Regions from separate parts of the Mus musculus genome. Here region 2 is linked to region 1. A link is a loop called in an ENCODE intact Hi-C map of the cell type or tissue named here. Cell type or tissue: left cerebral cortex. All regions are shown on one strand. Region 1 has its middle 8.7 kb from the start of Gm33045. Region 2 has its middle 50 kb from the start of Plk2.

The links. Peaks named below come from ENCODE experiments on the same cell type or tissue, not always from the same donor. Only the 100,000 strongest peaks of a DNase experiment are listed, where the experiment ranks them.
Region 2: it touches region 1 in a loop (3-fold over the local background); 3 of 42 quality-filtered maps call a loop at or near these places.

Annotation. Positions count from the first base shown.
Region 1 is chr13:110,614,572-110,622,571 of GRCm38, reverse strand. No RefSeq gene overlaps it. Among named protein-coding and RNA genes, the nearest start is that of Gm33045, 8.7 kb to the left of the region's middle. In left cerebral cortex, no CTCF peak of the experiment used is centred here; a DNase peak (open chromatin) is centred at 3,386; H3K27ac peaks cover 258 bases.
Region 2 is chr13:110,440,914-110,448,913 of GRCm38, reverse strand. No RefSeq gene overlaps it. Among named protein-coding and RNA genes, the nearest start is that of Plk2, 50 kb to the right of the region's middle. In left cerebral cortex, no CTCF peak of the experiment used is centred here; DNase peaks (open chromatin) are centred at 2,248, 4,251, 5,310 and 7,685; H3K27ac peaks cover 2,668 bases.

The DNA of each region.
Region 1 (8,000 bases):
ATAATAAAGCAGGCTGAGCAAGCCATGGGGAGCAAGGCAGTTAACAGCACCCATTCATGGCCTCTGCATCAGCTTCTGCCTCCAGTTCTCTGCTTGAGTTTCTGCCATTGGTTCTTCACTTATAGACTATACTGTGGTACTGTAGGCCCAATAAACCCTTTCTCCACAACTTGCTTTGCGGTCAGGGTGTGTCACAGAAGAAATAGAAACTGAGACAATCACTTCTGGGATGAACCTTCTAATAGAAAATCATTAATCAAAACAATGCCTGACAGATTTGCCCATAGGTCCATCTGGTATTTCCTTAGTTGAAGTTTTCTCTTTCTGAATGGTCCTACCTTGTCAGGTTGATACATATGTTCTGCTATTATGTCTTTTTCACTTGCATTGCAAGGTCAAATGCCTTCCTAAGGCACTTGTTCCTGCACACGTTTTGGTAAAAGCTTCTCTTGGCCCCTCATTTTCCAATCCCCATCATTCCTCCTCCTGCTTGAACCCTTCTGCCCCCAGGTATTAGCCCCTCTGCTTTCATTTCACCTCCATTGTATCCCTCCTCCCTAGGTGCACCTCCATCAGTGGACCATTTCCAGTCTCTCTGTTTGTATATGTACTCCATGTTAAACATACAAAACAAAACAACTGAATCAAGCACCCTCATGAGAGGGAAGGTGTGGCATTTGTCTTTCTGGATTTGCATGACCTCATTCAGATTTTTTTTTCAGTTCCATCCATTTTCCTTGTAAATTTCACTTTTCTTGCAGCTGAGTAATACTCCATTGTGCATATGTACTGTATTATAATTATCCATTCACCAGATGTTGGGCATCTAGGCTGATTCCATCCCCTAGCTATTGTAAAGAGAGCAGCAGTGAATATGGATGTTCAAGTATCTCTATTAAAACAAAGGTCGTTGGGTACATGCCCAGGAGCTGGGGCATATGGTAGATTTAGTGCTAGCTTGTTGTTTTAGAAACATCCAGAGTGGTTTCTAGACTGGCTGCACTAGTTCCTACTTCCACAAGGGCTCTCCTTTCCTCTCATGTATGCCAGCGTTTGTATTCCTAATGACAGCCATTCTGAGTGGGGTAAATGGAATCACAAAGTGGTCTTAATATGCCTTTCTCTAATGGGTTAGGATCTTAAATATTCCTTATGTATTTGTTAACTCTTTGTATTCCTTCTTATGAGGATATTATGTTCAATTTCAAAGCCCATTTTTTCAATTGGCTCCTTTCTTGGTGATTTGTTTGTTTGTTTGGGTTTTTGCTGTTGTTTTTTGTTCTTTATATATTTTAGACAACGTCATCAGGTAGATAGTTAACAAGCATTTTCTATGGGTACCTCTTCACATGACTGACTGCTTCCTTTGATGGACAGCTGCCCTTCGGCTTCATGAGATCCCATTTTACACTTCCGAGTTTTACTTCCTGAGCAACGTGAGTACGTTTGACGGTCCTTACCTGCACCTTTAAGTTGAAGTGAAATCCCAAATATTTTCCTCTAACAGTGTCAGAGGATGGAGTCTTCCGCTGAGTCTTTGATCCATTTGGAGTTGAATTTTGTGCAAGGTGAGAGATGCAGATTTAGTTTAATTTTACCACATGAACCCAATTTTCCCATCACCATGTACTAAAGATGTTGTTCTTTCTTCTTTGATGGCTATTTTTGGCATCTTTGTTAAAGATAGGTTAGTTCTCATTTCATGGCACTATATTCTTTTCTATTCACTTCCACTGATCGATGTGCCAGTGTTAGCACCATGTTGTTTTTCTCACTAAGGCCCTACAGTATAACTTGAGATCAGATACAGTGATAACTCCTGCAGTCTTTTCTTGATCTGCTGGTTTTTGATTAGAGGCTAGCTAAGAAAAAAGTGAATCTAGTAGCACTGTCCTGTTGGGAAAGTGAGCTTGGTGAATCTACACTGGTCAGTGATTACCAAACTCTTTTCCAGAGGCATATGCATAGAAGTATGCTGAGACAGGGGTTTATGAGTAACAACCAGGACCTAACGCTTAAAGTTTAGAACCTCATAGTTTCCCACGCTGATGGATTCATTTATGCAAAGAAATTACAGCGCAGTGGCTGCTAGCTATATTCAGAGACGTCTGGCAAATGTCTTGAACTTCATTTCCCATTCTTGATCTCAACACTCCACTCCATCCTCTCTTATCTGTCTACCGTTCTGTACTCTGATCCCATGAGGCCAATATATTTATATTCCAAATATAAGGGAAACTACATGCTATGTCTTTCTCTGTGCTATTATTTATTTATATTTCATCTATTTGCTTTTTGAGATAGGCTTTCATTATTTAGCCCAGGCTGACCTCAAACTTTCAGTCTGCCTACCTCAGCCTCTAGAGTGCTGAGGTTTCAGGCATCCACTATCTGCCCAGCTGCTTTCCTGTCTTTTAAAAGTTAAAATTATACTATTTTCAGAATGCTTTGAGTATACCTACTCATATAGATGCCCTTTTTGAAATACCAAAATTCCTTCATGCATAGCAATAAAAAGCTGCCTCTTGCTTTCATACTTCTGTGTCAGAGCCTTGGCTAACCAGGAGCCTCTCTAAGTATCTCCTCTTACTAAATTCCCACATTTTATAGAAACTGTCATACTCATGTCCTCTTAATGTACAGCCTTTGGAGTATGGTAAGAGGAAAAGATTCCCCTCTTCTCATGAAGTCTGAACTGGTCTTGGGATCTGATTTCATGGACTGCAGCATGAATTATGATAAGTAAATGATAAGGCTAGGCTTTTTGTGTGCGGCTGCCTTCTCTTCCTTGGGAACATGGAGTCCAATAGAGGAAGCTTATGAACTCCAATGGAGCAGGAGACCCAGAAGAAATGAGATGACCCGTTCTAACTGAAACCAGCACTTTTATAAATTTTAAATTATTCACTCTGGCTTATTTTCAGGAATCATCTCTCCTTACCAATATTAAATAGAGTAAGAAGGTTTATACTGAAATTAAATTTCTCTCCAGGCAAAAACTGAACAAAAAGGAGTTAAATGCTTTATTTTTTTAAGTAAATAAAAAGCAAATTAACCAAAGATTATATTGACATTAAAAATTTGCCTGTGGGCATTTACAGCAGCTGTGTCCATAATCACCAAATCACAGAAGCAACCATGATGTTTTCCAACAGATAAATCGATAAGCGTCCAGACAATGAGCTACTATACATTCACTTAAAGGACAAGCTACTGCTCCACAGAAGCCAAGATGGAAATGTAAAGGTAGGTACTCTCAAGTGAAGGAAACCACTCTGTAATGCCTACACTGTATCATCACAGTTACTTGGCATTCTAAAACAAGGCGAAAGAGTGGAGACAGGAAAAGAACAATGGTCCCCCCCAGGAGTTTTAGAGGAACAGAAGGCAAGTGGGCGAGGCACCTGGTATTCTTATGGCAGAGGAACAGTTCCCTCTCGTGCTAGAATGGTGGATTCGTGTTGTGCATTTAGAAACACTCACAGAAGAAAGGATGTCCTAATGTGAACCATGCATGTGTTCAGTGGTCAAGTGAAAATGATGATTCACGAGTTGCTACAAGGATGCCAGAATGATCTTGTCCATAGTGGGGAGACCACAGAAAGTTGGCACAGATGCATAGGGGTTCTGGCTATCCTGCTGTGACCCCCAGAGCCTCTAGATTATCTGATGCTTATTTATTTTTATTCTATGTGTAGGCATGCTTTACTTATTGGGTGTATGTGCACCATACTACCTATGTGCACGTAGTACCTGTGGCAGCAGGAGAAAGGCATACGATCTCCTGGCACTGGAGTTATAAGTAGTTGTGAGCTGTCATAAAGGTAAGAAATCCTCAGACTTCTGCAAGAGCAGCAAGTGCTCTCAAGTGCTGGAGTCGTCGTTAGAGCTCCTGGAGTATATATTTAAAACTTGGAGAAAAACAACTTTAGAATGATTGACCATTCATTACAGTGAGTGAAATGAGAAGAAAAAAAAGAAAAAAAACAAAACAAAACCAAAAAGCTCAACAAGTTAGCCCTTAGAGATAGCAATTCAGACCTATAATGAGATAAGCATGTATCCATCCAACTAAAGGCTATCATTGAAAAGACCGCATTGTCAGACACGTGGACACCATATCTTTTCTACATCACCTCATAGCGTGAAAAATACGCAGCCATTCTTTCTTAGACAATTAAAACATACTTCCTTGAGTAATTCCACTTTTCAATATGTCCCCATGGAAACTGTAAACATAGGTAAATAAAAGGGTTTGTAAACCAATACTGATAGCAACTTTTTCCGTAATTCCTCCAAACTACAAACAAAACCACCTGCATTCGACCAGGGAGTGTGTAAGTATTGCACACTGTGCTATAGTATTACAGCAAATTCTACTCATCAATAGAGCCAAGCAAACGACTGTCTCAGGCCACAGTAGAGATGAATCTTCCAGGCCCTGGGCTTGGAAGCAGGATTGGCTTCATAGGCCGGAGGCATAGGGACTGTCACAGAACAGCCTGTGTTTGCAAAGGCTTTAGAGGAGATTGAGTACTCTACTGTCACCACCTTGAAACTTTCTATATATTTCTAACACGGTCCTGTATCTTCAGGCTTCACCCTGAGGCTTTTAAGTACATAGCCGGTTAGATCACTACCTCTTTGTGTTATAAAGTTCCTTAAATCCGTTCAACTTTAGATTTTTAATCTCCATTCAAAGTCTCTCTCTCTCTCTCTCTCTCTCTCTCTCTCTCTCTCTCTCTCTCTCTCTCTCTGTCTGTCTCTCTCTCTCTTACACACACACAATGCATTAATTTGATCCATATCACTTTTTGTTTTCTCAATACCTGGCTCCCTTCTTCAGATCAAAGAAGAGCAAATCTAAGGCTCTTTAGTGACTACAATGGACATGTTCTCCAGTGAACTTAAAGTTTTGAGAGAGTCTGTTTTGCCACAGGACTTCTTGTAAATATACCAGCTGATTTAATGAGTAGGAGTTTAAAGACAGGATGAGGTACATCAATGGAGAACTCAGTTTACATGTTTTCTGCTTAAATACTGTTCCTTCCATGGCTTTAGCACTTTTTACAGTGTAAAAGGAAATGAAAGTCTTATACTACGGGTGTTATCTAAGTTGTCTATTCCAAAATGATATTGAATTCTAACTCCCTGTGTGAATGGGATCCAATGTAGAAATGGAAGCTTTTCAATTGATCGTGTTAAGATGAGATCATTGAATATCTCTAATCCTATGTAACTGGTAGCACTTTCTTACAAAGAAAATTTGGGACAGACAGGCATCCAGGTGCAGGAAGATGTAAAAACACTGAGAGAATTCTAGGGACGCCTGAGGCTGCCACAAAGTAGGAGAAAGGCCAGGAATCAATTTCCTCCATGGCCATAGAAGGAGACAGCCATACCTAAGCCTGACTCACCAGAAATGGGCAGAAATCGGCTTCTGCTCTTTAACCCACTGAAATGACAAACAGACATGTGCTATCATTCAGCTGTAAGAGAAATCCAGAGTCTTTGTTTCACTCTCCACCTTTTCCTTCTTATAGATGACTCTGCTTCCCAGCACGCTTGTAGGTGGGTTGTGCTTGGCTCTCCATCAGAGGGATGCCTTTTGTTTAATGATCATATGCGTTCTCCCTCAGAGTGACACCATAGACCATCTAAGTGTTTAGACATGTGTGCTTGAAGTACAGGTTTCTGGATCCTAGAACAGTAGGTAGAATTAGATTATAATTGCAAATGAATGAATATTGAATTAGTATTTTTTAATGATCTCCTCCAATATCCCATACCTCTGTGAGTGAATGAACTTAAAGCTTAATTCCCTGAATGAATCTTTTGCTGGGTAACCAGTGTCACCCAAAGAGAGAATTCACAGGCTGAGAAAACTCAATTCTTTTCTTGGGTCCATCTCATTTCTGGAATTATTAACTGTCCCCCTCGACCCTAAGAAGGGCTTCTTGAGACAAGGTCATCCCAGATTAGAAACCTCATCGAAAGCAGCAGAGAGATTCCTGGAAGCAGAATATTGCTCCAAGCTACTGGTCACCCCTGTGTTTCGCAAAGGGAAGGGAAACGCTTAAGAAGGAACTGACATGTTCTCCACAATGACTTTGTCTCACTCCTAGCACAGAATCCAATCACATAGGTCAAGTTTATTAGGAGACTTGATTCCTTCAAGCTACTGAAGGTAGAAAATGATTACCCCACTGGGCCAAAAGTTGACTTCTTGAAATCCTAGCAGACCCTGCTCCTGATAAGGTCAAAAAAAGAAAGGGAAAAAAGCCCCTTCTGCTCCACTCAAGCCCCGGGCTTCCTGGCCAGCGGAGTTGCCTGACACCCGCAAGGGCCCACACAGGATTCTCCACGGGATCCTAAGACCTCTGGTGAGTGGAACACAGCGCCAGCCCCAATCCAATCGCGGGGAACCGGGAGACTGCGGTACATAGGGAAGCAGACTACCCGGGCCTGACCCGGGGCAAAAGCCCCTTCCACTCCACTCGAGTCCCGGGCTTCCTTGCCAGCGGAGTTGCCTGACACCCGCAAGGGCCCACACGGGATTCCCCACGGGATCCTAAGACCTCTAGTGAGTGGAACACAACTTCTGCCAGGAGTCCGGTTCGAACACCAGATATCTGGGTACCTTCCCTGCAAGAAGAGAGCTTTCCTGCAGAGAATACTCTACCCACTGAAACCAAGGAGAGTGCTACCCTCCCAGGTTTGCTTATAGAGGCTAACAGAGTCACCTGAAGTACAAGCTCTTAACAGAGACAACTATAACAGCTAGCTTCAGAGATTACCAGATGGCGAAAGGCAAACATAAGAATCCTACTAACAGAAATCAAGACCACTCACCATCATCAGAACGCAGCACTCCCACCCCACCTAGTCCTGGGCACCCCAACACAACCGAAAATCTAGACCCAGATTTAAAAACATTTTTCATGATGATGATAGAGGACATCAAGAAGGACTTTCATAAGTCACTTAAAGAATTACAGGAGAGCACTGCTAAAGAGTTACAGGCCCTTAAAGAAAAGCAGGAAAACACAGCCAAACAGGTAGAAGTCCTTAAAGAAAAACAGGAAAACACATCCAAACAGGTAATGGAAATGAACAAAACCATACTAGAACTAAAAAGGGAAGTAGACACAGTAAAGAAAACCCAAAGCGAGGCAACGCTGGAGATAGAAACCCTAGGAAAGAGATCTGGAACCATAGATGCGAGCATCAGCAACAGAATACAAGAAATGGAAGAGAGAATCTCAGGTGCAGAAGATTCCATAGAGAACATCGACACAACAGTCAAAGAAAATACAAAATGCAAAAGGATCCTAACTCAAAACATCCAGGTAATCCAGGACACAATGAGAAGACCAAACCTACGGATAATAGGAATTGATGAGAATGAAGATTTTCAACTTAAAGGGCCAGCTAATATCTTCAACAAAATAATTGAAGAAAACTTCCCAAACATAAAGAAAGAGATGCCCATGATCATACAAGAAGCCTACAGAACTCCAAATAGACTGGACCAGAAAAGAAATTCCTCCCGACACATAATAATCAGAACAACAAATGCACTAAATAAAGATAGAATATTAAAAGCAGTAAGGGAGAAAGGTCAAGTAACATATAAAGGAAGGCCTATCAGAATTACACCAGACTTTTCACCAGAGACTATGAAAGCCAGAAGAGCCTGGACAGATGTTATACAGACACTAAGAGAACACAAATGCCAGCCCAGGCTACTATACCCGGCCAAACTCTCAATTACCATAGATGGAGAAACCAAAGTATTCCACGACAAAACCAAATTCACCCATTATCTTTCCACGAATCCAACCCTTCAAAGGATAATAACAGAAAAGAAGCAATACAAGGACGGAAATCATGCCCTAGAACAAACAAGAAAGTAATCCCTCAACAAACCAAAAAGAAGACAGCCACAAGAACAGAATGCCAACTCTAACAACAAAAATAAAAGGAAGCAACAATTACTT
Region 2 (8,000 bases), 170 kb after region 1:
GAAAGTGCAGGGACTCTTATGGAAAAGTTGGGGGGAAAGATTGCAGGCCCCAAAGGGGGTAGGAACACCACAGGAAGACCAACAGAGTCAACTAACATGGATCCTTGGGAACTCTCAGAGACTGAACACACCAACAAGAGAGCATACACAGGCTGGACCTAGGTCTCCCCACACATATGTAACAGATGTGCAACCAGGTCTTTATGTGGGTCCTGAACAACTGGAGCTGGAGCTATCCCAAACGTTGTTGCCTGTCCGTGGAATATGTTCTAGCTGGGCTACCTTGTCTGGACTCAGGGGGAGAGGATGTACCAGGGCGGAGGAATACATAGGGGGGCCCCGCCCTCCCAGAGGAGAAAGGAAGGAAAAGATAGGGGAAGGAGCAACCAGAAGTGGGGCAGTGAGCAGGATATTAAGTGAGTGAATGAATGAATGAATGAATGAATAAAATAAATATAAAAAGGAAAGGCTTGTCCTAAAAATATGTGGTATAAATTTAGACAAAAGAATGTAGACACCAAAATTGCTGTCTATCACTGTCAAAAACATATAAAGGGATATGTACAAAGGCAACAAAATTTACTTTTTAATCTAGAAATAAATAAGCCTAATAAGAGATAGAATCTTAAGCCGGGTGTGGTGGTGCACACGTTTAATCCCAGCACTCAGGAGGCAAAGGCTGGTGGATTTCTGAGTTCGAGGCCAGCATGGTCTACAAAGTGAGTTCCAGGACAGCCAGGGCTACACAGAGAAACCCTGTTTCCAAAAAACCAAAAGAAAAAAAGAGAGAGAGAGAGAGAGATAGAATCATGAAAATCATGCAAAATTTTATTAGAATATATAAATACCCATATAAATGGATAGCTAACTCATACCTGTAGATGTAAAGAGTCAATATTATTGGCAGAGTAATTGAGGTAAATTTATAAATTTCACACTACAGGCATTTTTTCTGGTGATGTGCTCTACAATGTTGCGCTTCATTTTGTTGTTTATAAAAACTGATCATAAAATTGAATTCTTTCTACAGGGGTTTTAAACATAAACAAAGTCGCATCTGCCATTTTTCTCTGGCCAGTGATTTCTAGGTTGTATAATGAGCTGGGGACTTAAGAAGAGGACAATGTCCTGTTTTTCTCCTCAGTATAAACTGTGATCTCATGGAACATAATACATTTTAGGCTATGAGAAAAAAAATCCCATAGTGCAGCACAGGGTGACGGGACATCTGTGGACCCTTCTCAGCAGCCTTCTGGATACATGAAGAGGCCAGCTGCACACCCTCAGGCTCGACGCAGGCCACTTGTCTAGGTCAGGCCTTGAACTCCAGGCTGGCCTAGCACAGCAGGGGAAGATTCTGGTCTGCCTTTGTCCCACAGAAATGTTCCTTGGAGTTCTTCCACACCGATCTGATTCTCTTCTAGAATGTTCTTTGTAGTAGAATATTCCACATTGGAGTTATGCTAGGTCGGCTCCCATTTACAACTTTCATAAATATTCTGTTGGTTACAGGCTTTGTGAACAGTGATTCTTTTTCCTGTCAGCCCCTCAGGATTGATCTGTGACAAAAGTTTTCGTGCTCTCCTTGAGCATTTATTCCTTCTCTTGAAACATACATGTATGTCACGCATGCCTAAGTACATACATTTATTTGGGGAATCTGATTTCATCGCTCTTCCTTCTTGACTCCCATTGACAATTATAAAATTATAAAAATAACCACTGAAGCAGCTACCAAGAGTGCTGAGAGCCACCGAGCCATGCTGACTGGTAATGCAACATTGAGAACGAAACACTTTCTGTACCCTCTCATGACAATACTGTTGTTATTCAGTACTATTAAAGGAATAAAGAGTTAGCACAGGAATGAACCTGAACAGTGTGATTCTTGAGTCCTATGTCCTGGCCACACCCAAAGGAAGACAGAAATGTTGATTTTTCACAGAGAAATGATAGGTACCATGGCCCGATGCTATAAAATATGACTAAGATAACTATAAAATGTCTCATTTCTAAATACCGCATCTGCAAATAGGTCTGAATATGGAGTGATACCTTAGCCAATCTACTGACAAATCGATGGTCATGACGTTTCACGCAGGAACAGCAAGGGTGGCAGACAAACAGATGTCTCTAGAGAGAGAACGACAAACAGATGTCTCTAGAGAGAGAACACCACTCAGACAACTGGCAGATGGGGAGCCTAAAAGTGCAGCATGACTTCCACATGACCACAGACCTCAGCTCTACTGATAGAACACAAGGTAAAAATAAAAGCCTGGGGGAGGGAGACAGCCAAGTAACAGCACGGTATAGGATTTGGCCATGAGTTAGCCTGCTGTACCATAAATGTTGCTGCTGAGAAAATCTGCTTCTGGGGATGTATAACCCACATCGCATCACTGAGCAAAGCACAGACATGATTGAGCCACACAGGGCTTATTCTATTCCTTAAGTTATATCGTCCTATTACAAGATGAAAGCAGTATGATCATTGCTCTTAATTTATTGTAAAGGGCATTTAATCCTCTGAGCATAATCCTCACTAACGTAAGATGTCGTCCCAAAAGTAGAGATTCCTATTTTGCCCATAAGAAATATCCACAAAACTACATTTCACCAAAGGCTATGAGGCAAGAAAAGCCAGGGAGAGCAACAGGATGCCAAATTGATTCTGTTGGCTGAGCAGCATGGGGGCGTGGCTTTTACCTCCTGCATCTCATCTAGGAAAAAACAAAACAAAACCACATCAGTTACTTCCAATTTGCATTAGTTATGCAACAACCATTACAGTTCGGAACTAAACAGGACCCTTAACACTCAACTGACATTAACTGAATTTTAAGAACACCGTACTTCACAAATGTGAGAGTTCATGAGGGAATCTAATATTTGGAACTTCACACTCCCGAGAGGGTTATAGTTATTTATGACTAAAGTTTCCACACCAGCAACAGAAGACCAATGGGAGAATCTTAACCTGAAACTTTGTCATGAGCACACATAGCAAGGAATTATGGTAATCCTTCACACCAAATTTGCGGACTTTTGGTTAAGTGAAATAGATTGGAAAGAATGTGCAAAAACTAGGCAGAAATCTCGGTCCTGTGTGAACAGAACGATATTATAGAAAGTAAGTAAGGTTCGCTCTGGGTGTGGAAATCCTAGTAGAATATTCCAGAAAGAGTTTTGTTTTGTTTTGTTTTGTTTCTGCAGAGTTTGGCTAGATCTGGAGGTCACCAGAAGACAAGCATCTGCCCTATGGATAAGGAACAGCCAGAGCCTCAGGAACAGAGCTTTGAGAGACCACACAGTTTCTGACCCTGTCATGCGACACACATCTGAGGAGAGGATACGATGGTCCTGAAGGCTGTTCTAGGCTCTGCAGACTTAGCATGGCCCGGTTTCTGCAGGTAAAGAGCAATTAGAAATGAGTGGGCAGCAGACAGAGCCCAGCCAGCTTTTCCCTGAGGCAGGATTTCTTACCAGTACGACCAGTTCATCCTGACTTGGAAGGAATGCTTTGAAAGATAGAAGCATCCCTGGTATGAGACTGAAAGGCTCTCCTCAACCGAAAGTCTGTGTAGTTCTGTGAAAACAACCCACAGGCACACTGTACATACGAAGAGCACATTAGGCCAAATTGAAACCCAAAGTCAGGAAGCTGGGCTGTGATCTCAACTGTGAAGAAAAACTCAGGCCTAGAACACCAAAAGCAGCAAATGGCTGCTTTTGAGTCTTGGCCCATCCCCCACTTCTCTGACCTTTCCATCCTAAGTGTTTCAGAGGACAACTGGCCCAACCCCTTTATGTGTTTTCCTTCCCCTGGCACTTTGCTGTTAACCGGAGAAAATTGGCCAGAGTTCAAAAGCAAGAACTAGTCACTCAGAGTCACAGGAGGACAATGGCCACAGCACAATAAGTGTGGCTCTCTGTTTTACCCATAAGCCTCAAAGAAGTGAATTGAGAAGAAAAGACAGGCAAACATACTGTGAGGCTCAGCGATAAACTTTATCAAATGTCAGGGAATGAAGACCAGAGATGGTCACTGGCTCAGCCTCAAATAAGCATCGATGCTGGGCTTCAGGTCCAAACCTAATTCCAAGCCTTGGCACCCAACCCTGTTATCTACTGCCTTTCCTCTCAAATTTTCTAAGATTCAAATTAAAATTTAGGAACCAGCCAAAAGGAGAGAGAAATAATATACACACTCTGCTTATAACTCTTGGCACAGAAGGAATCCTTCAAACATTTAGAAACAGAGTTTAGATTCCACTGCAGTCTTCAAAGTAGGAATCGTTTGCTTTGAAAATGCCTTGAAGTTTTGGAAGCTGTGTATGTGAGTTGCCTGGTGTTTAATCTCTCTCATTAGTGGAAACTATGCACACACCGTTAAGCTCAGTGCAGAGTCAGCACTTACCCAGTTACATAAAAGAACACAGGCAACTCAGGTAAGAGTTTGCTCCAAATCTGAAGATAAATTCTTCTGCCGACTTTTGTTACAAGTGATTTCTAAAATATGTTACATGAATCAAATTAACTGAACTATCATGATCATTTTGCCAGGTACGGGTTGCTGGGGGCAGTGTCTGGTTTCTCCTGGGAATCAACCACAGCATTCATTCCTTGCTCACTAAGTTGTTCCATTACATTCCTATAGATGTTGGAAAGGCATCTTTGTGGTCATATCCATACTCCCGTGTCTCCCAGGCTTTAGCAATGCCCTCTGCATGCCCTTCCTGTAGGTATCTGATCTGGTTTTCAATGTCTCGGGAAGGTAACCGTTAAATGAAGGAAAACTTAATCATATGATAGATACTCTTTGAGTAGTGAACTAAACCCCCCCTTTAAAAATCCTGAATGCCAGTCTCTCTTAACACTCACCCACAGATCTGAAATCTACTTTACTCTTCCTAAGCTAAATACTGGCTTACTACGAGCCACACATGGCCATATTGGCAATGCCTAATCACCTTGATGATTGTTTAGTTAATAATTTGTCTTCTCAACACAACCACAAGCAACCAGAAGGGAGAAACCTGATTATCAGCAGAAGTCTTTTTTTTTCTGATATTTTCATTGAAAGATCGAATAAGTCTTCGGGTTGTATTTTTACAATCAATAACCAACGTTTATTTCTGGCTCAGGAGACAAGAACTCTTACCAGAAAACCAAGGATGGAAGTGAACCCCTGCTGGAGAGCTATTGAAATCTCCAACAAGCCACAGAGTTTTCGGGGCACTCTTAGCAAGCTCAAGGAAAACCCACTGTGCCAACAGTTAGATTAAAACAAGCTATTTCTAGAGTGTTAAGGCTCTATGTAATCTAACGCCTGCCAGGAATTGACAGAACTAGGCATTCTGAAGAGAAGCAGGATTCTCTGATGTGAACTTAAGCGAGATTGTAGAAAAGCCACAAGAAAGGTCATAACCTCTTCCCTTCCCAAGTCAGACTGTTCGTGTGTCAGTGTTGAGCTCCAAGTTTCATGGGTTTCTACATTTATTTAACACCATGCCACAATTTCTATACAATCCATGATATTATAGTGTGAATTAGAAATGTACATTAGATTTCTCACACTTTTCTTAGTTAAAAAAAAAGCATAATTAAGAAGCACATGTTGGATTAAATAGCAGCTTATCTATGTCTATCTACACAATTTACTTAAAAACAATCACTGGCTCTCCTAGTGTAAAACTCGAAAATGTACTTGACTTTCTTTGGAGTAGCCACCTTCAGCAGTAAGTGTCCTTAACCTTTGTCTAGTGGAACCCACATTTTGAAGTGATCAATGTTATGCCTAGAAGTAGTTTCCTCCCTCCAGGATAAGACTGAGTTCAACTTAATTTAAAGCAAGTACTTATTGAACATATTGGATGGTCCAGCAACTCTCACTGGTTGTGATAACAGTATTCCTCAAGCAACCTGTAGTTTTATAAGTCATTATAGCTCAGAAAGAATCCCATAAGGTAGGTCTCAGATAATAGAGCAGGCAGATAGAGAACAAAGGCTGTCATCAAAGGGCTTGGGACCCCACTGAATCATGACATCGCAAGATCTGATCTCATCTGTGTATCTAATAGAGTTTTGGAGCAGGTTGCATTCTTAGCAAATGGCCTGAGGTCTGAACAACGTCTATCAGAGACAGGAGTACTGACTGGTGATTAGAAGCCTCGGGGGAAGGCGGCACTCTTACATGTCTCTCTTTGAAGACTGGAAAGGATCCCCCCGAACCGCCCGTGACTCTGGATCTGCCATGAGCATCTTATGCTTACAGGGCCTGAGGACCTAGACACTGTTCCTTCTTTGGCTCCTTAGAACAGGTCCCTTGGATGAAGGTTTCTTATCAAGCTTAGCTGAGCAAGGAGTCACAGTGTCATTGGGAACAGTTGAAAGTTAGCACATAGGCCAAAAACATTAGGGTGGAAAACTAACTTTTTTTTCTTTTTTTTTTTTTTTTTTTTTTTTTTTAGATATCTAAGTTTCATTTCCTCTAGCTGAGCCACTTAACAAATTCTAAGAGTCATGGATCTAAAAGTCTCAAGGACAAAGAGAGAGTGGTTTGCTATTTTAGCTTTCGGGAGCATTCTTGCAAGCCAGAGGCTACATTTATCTTTATTTCCTGCCCTACGACAAGATAGATACCCCCCAAATATCTCACGTTTTAAAATTGTATAACGGATCAGTTGTTTGAGAAGGTATGCAAGAAGGGCAAGATGCCTTCCCCAGGTTTGTGTGGCTAATGGGGAACTAGTCATTTGTAGAAGTTGACTGGAAAGACAGGGCTACAGAAGGAGTTGGACTGGTGCAGATGTGAACTGCAGGAAAAGGAATAAAACACGGCAGAAAGAAAATGAGTTTTGTCGTCTGTTGTTAATTACTTGGCATGGAATTCATTTGGTAAAATTCTAGTTATGAAAGTTTATAAGTCTGTTTTATTTTATGTATACATAGCAGTCATAGAGAATAAGCCACTTCTTCATAATGAGTAATTAAGACTCCTCTTCCTTATTGCTTACCTTCTGTGTCAGCCAGCATGATAAGATTGACCCAAAGTTGTCTTAGACAAAAAGACAACTTTACAGCCCAGCGTTCTTGCTCTCTCAAGACCAAGCCAACCACACCAGGATCAGTAGAACCTTACTCACTCAAGTTGTGGTTCTGTTCTTGGCGCTGCCTACACTCAAGTTTTAAAGGAAATCTTGAGAAACTAAGCTGTTTCATGTCCCATTCTCATTTGATTGATAAACTATCACCATAGCCTGGATTTCCCCAGCCCTCCTCCCATGACTCCCTATTCTACAAAACAAAGGACTGCACACTTCTTCTCAATAGTCTAGACTATTTATCCTTGATTTTTTTCTGCCTGTAGAAGTAGCCAAATTCCTTTAAGCAGCTTGAGGTTTCTTTATTTGGAGCAAACGCCTGTAAGTCACTAAGATGTACAACTGCAGAGGACCCTGTACACAGGGAAGGATCCAGAGTTCCATGCAACATCAGGGGTCCCTTTACATCATTCTATACTAAGTAGTTCTTAGTTATTCTAAATCTCCTGTACTACAAAGTCTTCATTTGTTAAATGGTTAAATACACTATCTTCTTGACGAACTGTTAGAAACCCCCTTTGATTCGTTCTGGCTTGTTTTTGAAACTTTAAGTGATTTTATAACAGTATAGCTAGGCTGACACTCATTATGCAGCACTGTCTGGCTTCACACTTATAATTCTCTGTCTCAGCTTCCCAGTGCTTGGATTATAGTTTAACACCACAATACTCATCTTAGAGATACTTATGGGTGCTGAACTTTACATACAGATAAAAAGATGCCTAAGGGTTGGAGACTTTTCTTAGTCTCCGAGAGGTCTGGCTCAAACAATGATCATTGGCTATCAATAAAAAGACAGGTATGCTTCATGAACAGTAGAGAAACATTCCCACAAGTCTAGAATAATCCTTAAAATGAGCCTTTTACTAGCTACCCCAGACTAGCCATTCTTCT